Linked DNA regions of Homo sapiens: region 2 is linked to region 1. A link is a contact called in ENCODE Hi-C or POLR2A ChIA-PET data. All regions are on one chromosome and are shown on one strand. Each heading gives the region's core, a stretch centred on a gene start or an enhancer-like site at or near the end of the contact. The rest is flanking DNA. Distances are from core to core; before and after follow the strand shown.

Evidence for each region. Hi-C counts contacts between places; a loop is a spot of excess contacts on that map. ChIA-PET counts read pairs that join two places held with the same protein, here RNA polymerase II (POLR2A).
Region 2: a loop to region 1 is called in a map of Caco-2, with 14 times the contacts of the local background. The contact joins the enhancer-like site here to the promoter of OSTM1 in region 1. A Hi-C loop is called at or near these places in 1 of 168 maps with a recorded cell type or tissue (Caco-2). POLR2A ChIA-PET finds 5 or more read pairs at or near these places in 3 of 52 experiments (IMR-90, K562 and activated CD4-positive, alpha-beta T cell).

What each region holds. Positions count from the first base shown.
Region 1 is chr6:108,072,565-108,079,930 of GRCh38, reverse strand. It overlaps OSTM1 (osteoclastogenesis associated transmembrane protein 1), which reads left to right and starts at 5,190. Exons shown (of 6, transcript NM_014028.4): 1 at 5,190-5,681. The coding sequence starts at 5,280. RefSeq lists an enhancer at 1-104 and a silencer at 4,980-5,419.
Region 2 is chr6:107,999,172-108,005,620 of GRCh38, reverse strand. It overlaps the pseudogene RPL3P7. Among named protein-coding and RNA genes, the nearest start is that of SEC63, 44 kb to the right of the region's middle. RefSeq lists an enhancer at 2,204-2,713. Within about 2 kb of position 3,125, at least 7 of the 41 ENCODE cell types and tissues checked have a DNase peak (open chromatin) inside an H3K27ac peak, as active enhancers do.

The DNA of each region.
Region 1 (7,366 bases), core at 3,941-6,440:
TAGATCCAGAAGAGAAATAACAATCACAACAGCTCAGCTCTCAGGAAGCCACATCCCTAGGAAAAGGGAGAGAGTACTTCATCAAGGGAACACCCCATGGGACAAAAGAATTTGAACAGCAGCCTTGAGCCCTAGACCTTCCCTCTGACACAGCCTACCTAACTGAGAAGGAACCAGAAAAACAATTCTGGTAATATGATAAAACAAGGTTCTTTAACACCCACAAAAAAATCACACTAGCTCACCAGCAATGGATCCAAACCAAGAAGAAATCCCTGATTTACCTGAAAAAGAAATCAGAAGGTCAGTTATTAAGCTAAAATCAAGGAGGCACCAGAGAAAAGCAAAGTCCAATTTAAGGAAATAAAAAATGATACAAGAAATGAGGGGAGAAATCGTCAGTGAAATAGCATAAATACAAAACAATCAAAACTTCAGGAAACAATGGATGCAAAAATTGTAGAAATGCAAAATGTTCTGGAAAGTCTCAGCAATAGAATTGACAAGCAGAAGAAAGAACTTCAGAGCTCAAAGACAAGGTTTTTTAATTAATCCATATGAAAAAGACAAAGAAAGAATAAGAAAATATGCCCCAGTATGCTGATTGTTTTTTACTTTATTTCCAAATTCGAGGTAATTTTTCTTAACAATTTCTCATGAAAACATTTTTTTTGAAAGTCTCACAGAGTCTTGATTAACATTTTGAATTTACATGAGGAATGTGAGGTAGCATCGTAGGTCAATTTCTCATCTTCTTTTCTGGTTTTCCAGACGTTTCCCTTTGATTGCTAGTTTTTGCTGTTACAATATCGTAGACAAGAGATGCAAAGGATCTGAATTTAGGCAATAGCATTACTTTTTTTTTTTTTAAATCAGGTTTACATTCAAGACAAGACCTTTCCTTATTCTTACACTATGGGGCTATTGTATCATGATGAATATAATCTTCTCTCATAATCATTAATCTCATCAGCAATGTACATAACTACCATCTAATTCTCAGACCCTATTCAAATTTTGCTAGTTGTCCCAGTAATGTCCTGTCAGGTGCAGTTCCTCAATCTTTCCTTGACTTTTGTAGCTGTAACACTTTTGAAGATTATAGTCGAGATATTTTATATAATGAACTTTAATTTGATTTGTCTGACACTTCCCTCATGATTAGAATCAGATTATGCATCTTTGGCAGGAATATAACAGAACTGACACTGTATTCTTCTAATTGCAGCCTATCAGATGCACACAACTTGTATATGTTCCATTATGATGATGTTCATGTTGATCATTTGATTAACATAGGACTGGACAAGGTTTTCCACTGTAAATTTACTCCTTTTTCCCCATTTGTAATTAATAAGTATTTGGTGGGGAGAATCTATGAAAATATGTAAATGTATTAGTCCTTATCAATCTATTATTTAAATTGATCACTATGAGCTTGTGGTTTTATGTAATGGGTTATAGTTTGTTAACCATCATTATTTCAATGCTGAGAGTGACTCAGATTTGACCAGCGGGAGTCCATTCAAGCTGTTTCTGTATGCCCTTCACATGTTTCCAACATTATTCTTTGAGCACTTCCTTACTTTCTGGCACAAGATGATCCAGTCTCAATTTGTGCTTTTTCTGAATCAGCCATTTCTCCAAGGATCCTTGGTTCCTTTTAGTGGAGAATGATACTTCAAATCCAAGATCTGGGCATTATGCATGCTCATTATCACTGGGGTACCTTTGCTACTAAGTGTTCTAAGTGGACAAAGCCAGAGGAAGTACACCCACACAAGTACATATATATGTATACATATACCATATATTCATATATGTACATACACATATAAAATGTATACACATAAATTTACATCTGTATTTATTTCTATACTATATATAGTTGGCCCTCTGTATGCATGGGTTCTGCATCTTGGGATTCGACCAACTGCAGGTCTAAAATATTTGAGGGCTGGGTACAGCGGCTCATACTGCTAATCCCAGGACTTTGGGAGGCTGAAGTGGGAGGATCACTGGAGCCCAGGTGTCTGAGACCAGTCTGGGCAACACAGGAAGATCCCATCTCTACAAAAAAAGAGAAAAATAAAACCACAATAAAAAGTAACATGCCACTGAAAGTACATTAAAAATGGTAACTTTTATGTTATGTATATTTTACCATAATTTTTAAAAAAGTAGTATCTCCTAGTAGAAAAAAAGTAACAATAAAAAATAATATAAATTAAAAACCCAACATAGTATAACCACTATTTACATAGCATGTATATTGTATTAGGTACTATAAGTAATCTAGATATGATTTAAAAGTATAAAGAGGATGCTTTAATAGCATGTAAGAAAAAAGAAAAAGAGTATACGGAAGGAAATGTGTTAGGTTATATGCAAATACTATGGTGTTTTATGTAAGGGACTTGAGGATCTGAAGATTTTGGCATCTGTGGGGGGTCCTGAAACCATTCCCCTGCTGGTATCAAGGGATGACTATGTATTTTAAGCTATGAATTTGCACTATTTCTAATTTTAATCCAACATTAGAGTTCATTTCTCTCTTTTCATATTTGTAACTTTCTTCTCTGACAGTCTGAAACTGAACTCCAATTATTCTTAATATATTTACTGATTCCATCAATCCTTCTGAATGTAAGCAACCTCCCAGTCACTGCTGCCCAATCCTCTGCATGGAGACCCTTCTTATCCACTGAGAACCCAATACTCTGCATCAGGCTGATGCTGCCACCCTCCCTCACACCACTGTCCTCTTCAGCTTACCTATGCTCTGACACCTCTCTCTGGGCCTCTGACACCCCATTCCTACCAAGCACCGATGCCTATCTTGCTCTACTTGACCTTTAAGATTGAATTGTTCCGGGAATGGAAAGGAAAGGAAGAGGGAAAGTGTCTGTAATTTCCTTAAGTTTTTTTTTTTTTTTTTGAGCAGGAGCACAGTGGTGTGATCCTGGCTTACTGCAACCTCTGCCTCCCAGGTTCAAGAGATTCTCCTGCCTCAGTCTCCTGAGTAGCTGGGATTATAGGCATGCATCACCATGCCCGGCTAATTTTTGTATTTTTAGTAGAGACGGGGTTTCACCATGTTGGCCAGGCTGGTGTCGAACTCCTGACTTCAGGTGATCCGCCCGCCTCGGCCTCCCAAAGTGCTGGGATTACAGGCATGAGTCACCGTGCCCGGCCCCTTAACATGCTTTTTGAAGCCATCCTTTTACCACTACAAACAATATTGTAATGAATAAGTGTCTATGACAAGGTTGTGAACTTGCTGCATCAAAGAGCTTGTGCATTTGCAAGGTTGTTGGTTCTGCACATTGATTTCCATAGAAGTTAACAATTTACACATCCACCTGCAACACAGGATGGTGCTTGAAAGAATTTAAAAGAAAGATAATTCTAATACATAGAAAGACCTAAGAGTTACATGATGACTTTTGCAAAACTTAAGACAACTTATTTTCTCTTTTGGAAATACGTTTATTGTTACACAAATCAAATTTCCTACTATTCAGTTTCTTAGTAACAAAAATGAAACAAAATTTAGCTATCCCAAGCAAATTTAGGAACATAAAACAATAACCAAACAGACGGGGTAAAAAGTAACTATAAGAACCCCCAGGCTGGGCACAGCAGCCTGTGCCTGTAGTCCAATTGTTTGGCAGGCCGAGGCAGGAGGATCCCTTGAACCTAGGAGTTCGAGGCCATCCTGGGCAGTCTAGCGAGACTATGTCTCAAAACCAAACCAAACAAAATACACAACAACAACAAAAAAGTTTTTGAAGAACCCTCAGAAACATAAATTAGGACCCTAAGCTAAGTAGACTTTAGTGCAACAGCTCTGCAATTTACAAGGCAAAAATTACAACCCTGAAAAGCAGGATGACACAAAGCCCGGAAATAATTTTCTACCAACCTGGTTGGTCAGATACTTGTCAGAAAACTGTTTTCCAGGTTATGAGCTTAAATTCTTTTTACAGACTGGCAACGGTATCAGGACGCTTTTTAGAGTGTCCCCTGCTATTGCCTCGGGCATGTCAGAAACTGGATAGGAGTTTCAAGTTGAGCAGTTTGTCCAGGATTTCCTGGGCTTTAGCACTGAACGCGCTGCGTCCCTGGTACCCCTTCAGTTCCAAGCAAACCTGCTTGTTGGCCACTGTAGGACCAGACTTACGTCAAGTACAGTTGCCACTACACAGATGTGGCTACTTACATTTAAGTTAAATACTTTTTACTTTTGAGATGGAGTCTCACTTTGTCGTGCAGGCTGGGGTACAGTGGCGCGATCTCGGCTCACTGCAGCCTCGACCTCCTGGCTCAAGCCATCCTCCCCGCTCAACCTAGGACTACAGGCTTGCGCCACCACGCCCAGCGGCTAATTTTTGTATTTTTAGTAGATACGGGGTTTCGCCATGTTGGCGAGGCTGGTCTCCAACTCCTGGCTTCAAGCGATCTGCCTGCCTCGGCCTCCCAAAGTGCTGGGATTACAGGCGTGAGCCACCGCGCCGGCCCTAAATTAAATTAAAAATTCAGTTCCTCAGCCGGCTCAACACCACACATGTGGCCAGTGGCTGCCTTAATAACGCAGATGTAGAATATTTCCCTCATCTCACAGAGTTCTGACAACGCTGAGGCAGACAGTTGAGAGTTTTTTTAAAAACAAAAACAAAAAGCTTGGAAACCGCTAGTCTCCACCACCTATAATAACCAACGGGCATTATTACTCTCTCCAAATGGGATGAGGAAAAAACTACGCTAAGGAACACCATGCAGAAAATCTGCCGAGGCACAGGCCAGCGGGGTTTCTCTGCGAACGCAGCCGACGGCCATTTCCACAGCGGAGGCCGTCGTCGGTCCAGCGAGGTAAGAAACTTGTAGGACGCCCGGAACTCCCAGAGGGTTGGGCGTTCAAGGGTCAGGACCCCCGAGATGCAATTGTCCAAAGCGGTGGGTGCTCGTGGTCACCGGCTGGCGAGCCTCGGCTACGGATACCCCAATGCACCACTCCGCCCCGCCCCGCGCCTAACGCCGGCTGGAGAGCGCGCGGCCGCAGGGTAGGCGCCCTCCCGCACGCGCGAAGGCCTGCGGCCCGGAGGCAGCCGGCAGCCAATGGGGCGGGGCGCCGCGCGCAGGGGGCGGGGCCGTGACGCGCCCTCCTCGTGACCCGGCTCTCGGCCTGCGCTCGCGGAAACCGGAAGCGGCGGCTGTCCGCGGTGCCGGCTGGGGGCGGAGAGGCGGCGGTGGGCTCCCTGGGGTGTGTGAGCCCGGTGATGGAGCCGGGCCCGACAGCCGCGCAGCGGAGGTGTTCGTTGCCGCCGTGGCTGCCGCTGGGGCTGCTGCTGTGGTCGGGGCTGGCCCTGGGCGCGCTCCCCTTCGGCAGCAGTCCGCACAGGGTCTTCCACGACCTCCTGTCGGAGCAGCAGTTGCTGGAGGTGGAGGACTTGTCCCTGTCCCTCCTGCAGGGTGGAGGGCTGGGGCCTCTGTCGCTGCCCCCGGACCTGCCGGATCTGGATCCTGAGTGCCGGGAGCTCCTGCTGGACTTCGCCAACAGCAGCGCAGAGCTGACAGGGTGTCTGGTGCGCAGCGCCCGGCCCGTGCGCCTCTGTCAGACCTGCTACCCCCTCTTCCAACAGGTCGTCAGCAAGATGGACAACATCAGCCGAGCCGCGGGGGTGGGTACAGGACCACGTCCGGGACTGTGGCTCAGGAGAGTTGGGAAAGGAGGAGGGTGTAATGATGGTCAGCGCTGGGGGCCTCAGTTTCCCCAACAGTAAGAAAAAGGGGTTGGACTGAGTCTGTAGAGTTGGGTCATCAGAAAAAGGGGGTGGCATTATGGGGCTTGGGATTTGGGTTTTTGCTTCCAAGAATGCTGTTGGACATCTTTGGTTCATATAGGTGTGATTGGTTTTCTTGGGGGTCCTGATTCCCCAACCCTCTTGCTCTTCCTCCACCCACTCCACCACGGCTTCTTCTCATCTTCACCTGGAGTTGCCAGGAAGGATCCTTTTCTGAAACAAGTGGGGTGGAGACACTGGTAGTGGTTAGAAATTTGAGCTTTGTAGCCAGAAATGTTCATGTCCACCAACTTCTAACTATGTAACCTTGGATTAATTATCTTCTCAGAACCTTAGTTTCCTCCTCTATAAAGTGGAAAGAACATCTGCCTAATGCGGCTGTTGGAAGAATTAAAAGAGATATTGCCTGTGACTTCATCTTAGTGATGTGAACAGTCTGGAGCTAGCTAGCGGCCAGGACTCCAGTTCCACTCTGCTTATTAGCGGTATACTATGGGCAAGTTACTTACATTCTCTGTGCCTGTTTACTAATCTGTAAAATGGGGATAAAAGGAGGTTTTAGAAAACAACACATAGTAATACCTCTAAGTAAATGGGAGGTAAATTTTTAAGAAATTGTAAGACTGCTCTTCATTCTTCATACCTTAAGGGTTCTCTAGGTGTGTGGTAGCTGCTGTGAGGCACTTAATTTTAAAAAGAAAAACAGACAATTCCTGCTCCTAAGTACTTTATAAAGTTTAGACTAGGAAAAGATTAGAGTGTCAGGGTTGGTGGGAGTCACGAGGTGTGGGCCGGATATGCTTGGTAAAGGAAAAACATGAGGAATAACATTGGGATTGGAGAATGAGAAAGTTCCTCTTGTATTACGGGGACAGCAAGTAGTCTCATGAAAATGTGGTTGGAATTATTCCATAAATTTAAACTTGTCTAAACTTGTTTATAGTTGCACTAAATATAAATTTGTACCTAGTTGGATCCTGCTTTAAGTCAGCCTGTTATTTAAAATAAATCTGTCATGGCTGTGTGCGGTGGCTCATGCCTGTAATCCCAGCACTTTGGGAGGCTGAGGCAGGGGGATCACCTGAGGTCAGGAGTTGGAGACTAGCGTGGCCAACATGGTGAAACCCCCGTCTCTACTAAAAATACAAAAATTATCCGGGCGTGGTGGCACGTGCCTGTAGTCCCAGCTGCTCTGGAAGCTGAGGCAGAAGAATTGCGGTACACGTCTGTAGTTCCAGCTACTCGGGAAGCTGAGGCAGAAGAATCACTTGAGCCTGGAAGGCCAAGGTTGGGGTGAGCCAAGATTGCACTACTGCACTCCTTCCTGGGCAACAGAGTGAGACTCCATCTCACAATAAATAAATAAATAAAAATAAAATAAAAATCTGTCATTTTACATAACTGGGGAATTTATTTGCATTAAATAAATTCTGTGGTCAATCTCTCTGTAAAGAGCATGTTTTTTTTTTTTTCTTTTTTCTTTTTTTTCTGAGACAAGGTCTTGCTCTGTTGCCCAGGCTGGATGGAGTTCAGTGGTGTCATCTCGGCTCACTGCAATCTCC
Region 2 (6,449 bases), core at 1,876-4,375, 72 kb after region 1:
AAAATCATTGATGAAAAGTGGCTGTGCTCTACCGGCGGGATTTGACTGCGTGATGTCTCACAGAAAGTTTTCTGCTCCCAGACATGGGTCCCTCGGCTTCCTGCCTCAGAAGCGCAGCAGCAGGCATCGTGGGAAGGTGAAGAGCTTCCCTAAGGATGATCCGTCCAAGCCGGTCCACCTCACAGCCTTCCTGGGATACAAAGCTGGCATGACCCACATCATGAGGGAAGTCGACAGCCCAGCATCCAAGGTGAACAAGAAGCAGGTGGTGGAGGCTGTGACCATTGTGGAGACGCCACCCATGGTGGTTGTGGGCATTGTGGGCTATGTGGAAACCCCTTGAGGCCTCCGGACCTTCAAGACTGTCTTCGCTGAGCACATCAGTAATGAATGCAAGAGGCGTTTCTATAAGAACTGGCATAAATCTAAAAAGAAGGCCTTTACGAAGTACTGCAAGAAATGGCAGGATGAGGATGTCAAGAAGCAGCTGGAGAAGGACTTCAGCAGCATGAAGAAATACTGCCACGTCATCCGCGTCATTGCCCACACCCAGATGCGCCTGCTTCCTCTGCGCCAGAAGAAGGCCCACCTGATGGAGATCCAGGTGAACGGAGGCACCGTGGCTGAGAAGCTGGACTGGGTCTGCGAGAGGCTCGAGCAGCAGGTAAATGTGAACCAAGTGTTTGGGCAGGATGAGATGATCGACGTCATTGGGGTGACCAAGGGCAAAGGCTACAAAGGGGTCACCAGTCGTTGGCACACCAAGAAGCTGCCCTGCAAGACCCACCGAGGCCTGTGCAAGGTGGCCTGTATTGGGGCATGGCATCCTGCTCGTGTGGCCTTCTCTGTGGCACGTGCTGGGGAGAAAGGCTACCGTCACCGCACTGAGATCAACAAGAAGATCTATAAGATTGGCCAGGGCTACCTTATCAAGGATGGCAAGCTGATCAAGAACAATGCCTCCACTGACTCTGACCTGTCTGACAAGAGCACCAATCCTCTGGGTGGCTTTGTCCACTATGGTGAAGTGACCAATGACCTTGTCATGCTGAAAGGCTGTGTGGTGGGAACCAAGAAGCGGGTGCTCACCCTCCACGAGTCCTTGCTGGTGCAGATGAAACGGCAGGCTCTGGAGAAGATTGACCTTAAGTTCATTGACACCACCTCCAAGTTTGGCCATGGCTGCTTCCAGACCATGGAGCAGAAGAAAGCATTCATGGGACCACTCAAGAAAGACGGAATTGCAAAGGAAGAAGGAGCTTAATGCCAGGAACAGATTTCGCAGCTGGTGTGGTCTCAATAAAAGTTATTTTCCACTGGGAAAAAAAAAGAAAAGTGGCTGTGTCTTCCAAGCGATGTGACTCCACAATACATGGGCAGCAGTGAACATTGGTTTTCCCGTGGCGCCAGACTCTTCCTCTGCCTCAGGGAAGCAGCTCTGCTTGAAGCCCCTGTGGATATGGTTTCCATGATTTTTCTTCCAGATATCACTACTTGGAAAATTGTGGTTTTATTCCTACTCATTAAGTCTTATAAACATTATGATTTGACATGTCACATTCCCCAGTGAATTTCCGCTTTGTAAACTCTGGGCTGTTTAGTCAGTTGCAGAAACTAGGTAGGGAGGCTGGGGGTGGCAGGAATGTAGACTATCACCCCCTGTCCCTGTCCCTTCCCACACAGACAATCCAGCCAATGGCAGAAGACTGCCGGAAATGTAGAAGAGTTAAGGTAGAAAAACTTTGGAAAATAATTATTTGTCTGCTGAGGTAATAAAATTAAGGTTCCGTAAAGCCACTTTTTTGGAGTATTAGGCAAATATCTTTCGACCTCTTGAATTTGAAATGGTTTTGTAGGTGCATGTGACCATTGACTTCAAAACAAAGGCTTTTGGAGGAGACAGGTCTATTAGCTGTGCTCTCCTCTAAATATGTTTTAGGCTGGGCGCAGTGGTTCACGCCTGTAATCCTGGCACTTTGGGAGGCCGAGGCAGGTGGATCACTTGAGGTCAGGAGTTCGAGACCAGCCTTGCCAACATGGTGAAACCCCGTCTCTACTAAAAATACAAAAATTGGCTAGATTTGGTGGTGGGTGCCTGTAATCCCAGCTACTCAGGAGGCTGAGGCAGAGGAATTGCTTGAATCCGGGAGGCGGAGGTTGCAGTGGGCTGAGATCGTGCCACTGCACTCCAGCCTGGGTGACAGAGCGAGACTCCATCTCAAAATAAATAAATAAAATAAAATAAATATGTTTTCAAAGAAGGCATATGACCATAGTGGGAAGGAGAGGGATGAGAAACCAGGGAAACAGTCGAAGAGAAAAAGAGGGGGAGAGGGGAAGGACAGGAGGTAAGGAGAGTCAGAAACAAAAGACATACAGGGTTTAAGTGTCCCGCTTCCGTTTCCTTTTCACTAGCACAAAAGCCTGTGGATTTCAAATTCATCTGAGCTGTTCTTGGGAGATGGTTGTGGCCCGAGGCAAGGGCTGACTCGCAGAGGACAGCTTGGCAGTGACAGAGGCAGAAGTCAGACAGAAAGGCTCTGACTGACATGTGAGCAGCGGGGTGATGTCAACAACAGCTGACCCGTCATGAGACCTTAGGAAGAAAACCAATGGGAATCTTGTTTTGGAGCGTCTAGTGCCCAGCTAGCTCCCTACTAGGTGCTTGCAAACAGATTGACTAGCATAATAGAGTGATTTTGTAATCTGTCATAATACCATAAGCCACAGATCCACAGACTTTGACCCCTCACAGGTATAATAAGCGCCTTTATTCAGCTGCACATGATCTCCCTATGGGGAAGGAGGGAGGGGGCCCTTCTTCTAATTACACAACCTAAGCATATGTTTTGCTGGAGAACAAAGCATTATATTCATTAGCAACAATCTTGTAAGCCAGGTTCCTTTTACTAGCCAGTTAACTAATTGACAGTTAAGAATGTGTATTAATAATAGACTGCAGCCAGGCATGGCTTAATCTGACAGTTTTATTAAAAATGTAGGCAAGTTCCTCAAGCCGGTATGACTGTCAGCTTTTATGTAGGAATCCTGCTTACCAAGGATCTCAACTTGCTATAAAACAATATCACCCTGGCAGAAAATTGTTCTCCCAGGTCAAAGTCCGGGAGTCAGCAGAGTTATTCACTTGGAGGATTTTTGTTGTTCTTCCCTTTGTGACGCATCTGAACAAGGAAGTGATTTTGCTGTGTTTTCTTAAAATCTTATTGACATGGTTCACTTGTTCTGGACCAAATTATTCTGGTGGTGAATGATCCTAATTCTTCCTTGCTGCTTTTCTGTGTACCTTGTCCTCTTTTTAAAATTTTATTTTGTTTTATGGGGTATGGAAATAATTATTTCTCAAATCACTAGCAACTCCATTGAAAGTTCTGCGAGAGATGGTAGAGAGGTTGAAATTCAAAATCTGTCCTGCCACACACTGTTCTTTCCAGTCTTTGCCTTTGAAATTCTTCCAGTACCTAACTTAGATACGCCCTAGCCTATGGCGTCTTGTTGAATTTCCCCCATGTTGGAAATTGAGCGTTTTCTGCCCCCCATTCTCCCAGCACATGCACCAAACTTCTCTCCAGCTCCCTACTCACCTGACCTAACACCCCGCTTGGGACATGGTCTGTCCTTTTATCCCTTTTTCCCATGATCCCTTGCCCTTAGCAAATATGCAGCAAATATGTGCTGGGTTAAAGTGAATGTACTCTTTATTACTAACTCTAATCTCAGTAGTCAGTCTGTAAAACACCTTTGATCTCTGTTGGTTTGTAAATGTCTCTGGAATCTAGCCTTTCTCTGTGGCAGGGCCTTTATCACCTCTTGTCCCCTGCTTCAGCTCAGCCTCCTTGAGAGGGATCTTTCTGAGACATAAATATGGTGACGAGGCCGGGTGCAGTGGCTCATGCCTGTTATCCCAGCACTTTGGGAGGCCGAGGCGGGTGGATCACCTGAAGTCAGGAGTTCAAATCCAGCCTGGCCAACATGGTGAAACCCTGTCTCTACTAAAAATACAAAAATTAGCCAGGCTTGGTAGTGTGCACCTGTAGTCCCAGCTGCTGAGGCACAAGAATCGCTTGAACCCAGGAGGTGGAGATTGCAGTGAGATAAGATCACACCACTGCACTCCAGCCTGGGAGACCCAGCAAGACCCTGTCTCAAAAAAAAAAAAAAATCACCCAGGCTACTGGGTTGGGTTGAGTTGACTGCTGGGGAGGGGCAGGTAACGACAGAAGTGAGGTGAGCTGTTCAGAGGCTATTGTAGCAACTCAGTGGAGAGGGGACCATCACCTGGATTAAGGCGGGTCTTGCAGGATATTGTTTGAAGGTAGAGCAAACAGAACTTGCTATCGGAATGGATGTAAGGGGAAGGATTAATCGAGAGTGATGAGAGTGACTGCAAGTTTTAAAATATTATTTATTGATTTTGAGCAACAAGAAGGACAGCTTAATATGAGTCCTATGGGCTTTTCATCCTAGGACTCAATTTGGCTCACCTTTCCAGTGTGGTCACCTGCCCCTCCCTTTCTACACCCATGCTCCATTCATACCTAGCTCCTCCATGGTCCACACTCAGATTCTTTTATTTATTTAATTATTTTTTAATTTTTTTGAGATGGAGTCTTGCTCTGTCTCCCAGGCTGGAGTGCAGTGGTGCAATCTCGGCTCACTGCAAGCTCCGCCTCCCGGGTTCACGCCATTCTCCTGCCTCAGCCTCCCAAGTAGCTGGGACTACAGGCGCCCGCCACCACGCCCGGCTAATTTTTGTATTTTTAGTAGAGACGGGGTTTCACCGTGTTAGCCAGGATGGTCTCGATCTCCTGACCTTGTGATCCGCCCACCTCGGCCTCCCAAAGTGCTGGGATTACAGGTGTGAGCCACCGCGCCCAGCCTCTTTTATTTATTTATTTAAGAGACAGGGTCTTGCTCTGTTACCCAGCCTGGAGTGCTGTGTCAAGATCATGGCTCACTGCAGCCTTGAACTCCTAGACTCAAGCCATCTTCCTGCCTCAGCCTCCTGAATAGCTGAGACTACAGGCATGTGCCACTGCTCCCAGCTCACACTCATATTCTTCCATGTGCCTGGGTCTTTGCTTATAATCATCCCTCCTTCTGAATGACCAAAGTGTGGTTTTTTGTCCCTCAGGAAAACTCCTATTCCTACTTCAAGACTTTTTTTTGTTTTTTGAGATGGAGTTCCACTCTTGTTGCCCAGACTGGAATGCAACGGCGTGATCTCAGCTCACTGCAACCTCCGCCTCCCGGGCTCAAGTGATTCTCATGCCTCAGCCTCCTGAGTAGCTGAGATTACAGGCATGCACCACCATGCCGGGCTAATTTTGTATTTTTAGAGGAGGTGGGGTTTCACCATGTTGGTCAGGCTGGTTTTGAACTCCTTACCTCAGGGTATCCACCTGTCTCAGCCTCCCAAAGTGCTGGGATTACAGGCATGAGCCATCATGCCCGGCCTCCTCCTTCAAGACTTCTAAAATGACACTTCCTCTGTGAGGTCTGCTTTTTGTTACACACACACACACACACACACACACACACACACACACACCCCAGAGCACATGCATCCACATACACCTCTCTTTCCCATGGCCCTTTATAATGCCTCTCTTGCACTTCATTCTCCTGTTTGTGTAAGGGCCATGCATCTGGGGCCTCCTTGAGAAAGCTTGCCTCCTGAGGGTGGGATTTGACCTTATTTAACACTCTAACCCGACCACAATTAGGAAAAAGGTGGGGTTTGTTAAGTGTTTACTGAATCAATGAATGGATAGGAATCAAGGAGGGATGTGCCTCTCCCTCTAAATCCTATCCCACCCCTGACAAAATTTTGGTTTATCCCCTGCTCACATCATAAGAACTCATGCTGCCTGGCATGGGATGTGACAAAGGGGCTTGAATGAAAACTAACACTTACTTGGTTTGGAAAGTCAGGAATATAACTTTACTTGCACCTCATATGCATTTGAAAACATCAAATGGGCTGGATGAAGTAGCTCATGCCTGTAATCCCAGCACTTTGGGAGCCTAAAGTGGGAGGATCATTTGAGCCTGGGAGGTCAAGGCTGTAGTGAGCTGAGGTCATGCCACTGCATTCTATCCTGGGCAACAGGGCAAGACACTGCCTAAAACTAACAAAAAACAAACAAACAAACCAAAAACAATAAAAACATCAAATAGATTGAAGGCTGCTTTGGCTATCCCCCAAATCAGGCTGTATTGTGGGGAAAGGCAGCCTCCAATTTCACTATCAGGAAAGAGTTCTCAGAGGTCAGGGAACAGAAGGGTTCACAGATGAAATGTATATTGCTCAAAGTGGAGATGATTGAACCTACTTAAAACACACAACAGAAAGCAAGGAGGATGTAGATGGAATAGGTTAACACTCTTAGGAGAGGGAGCAAGCAGGTCTGAGGGAAGATGACCTTTCT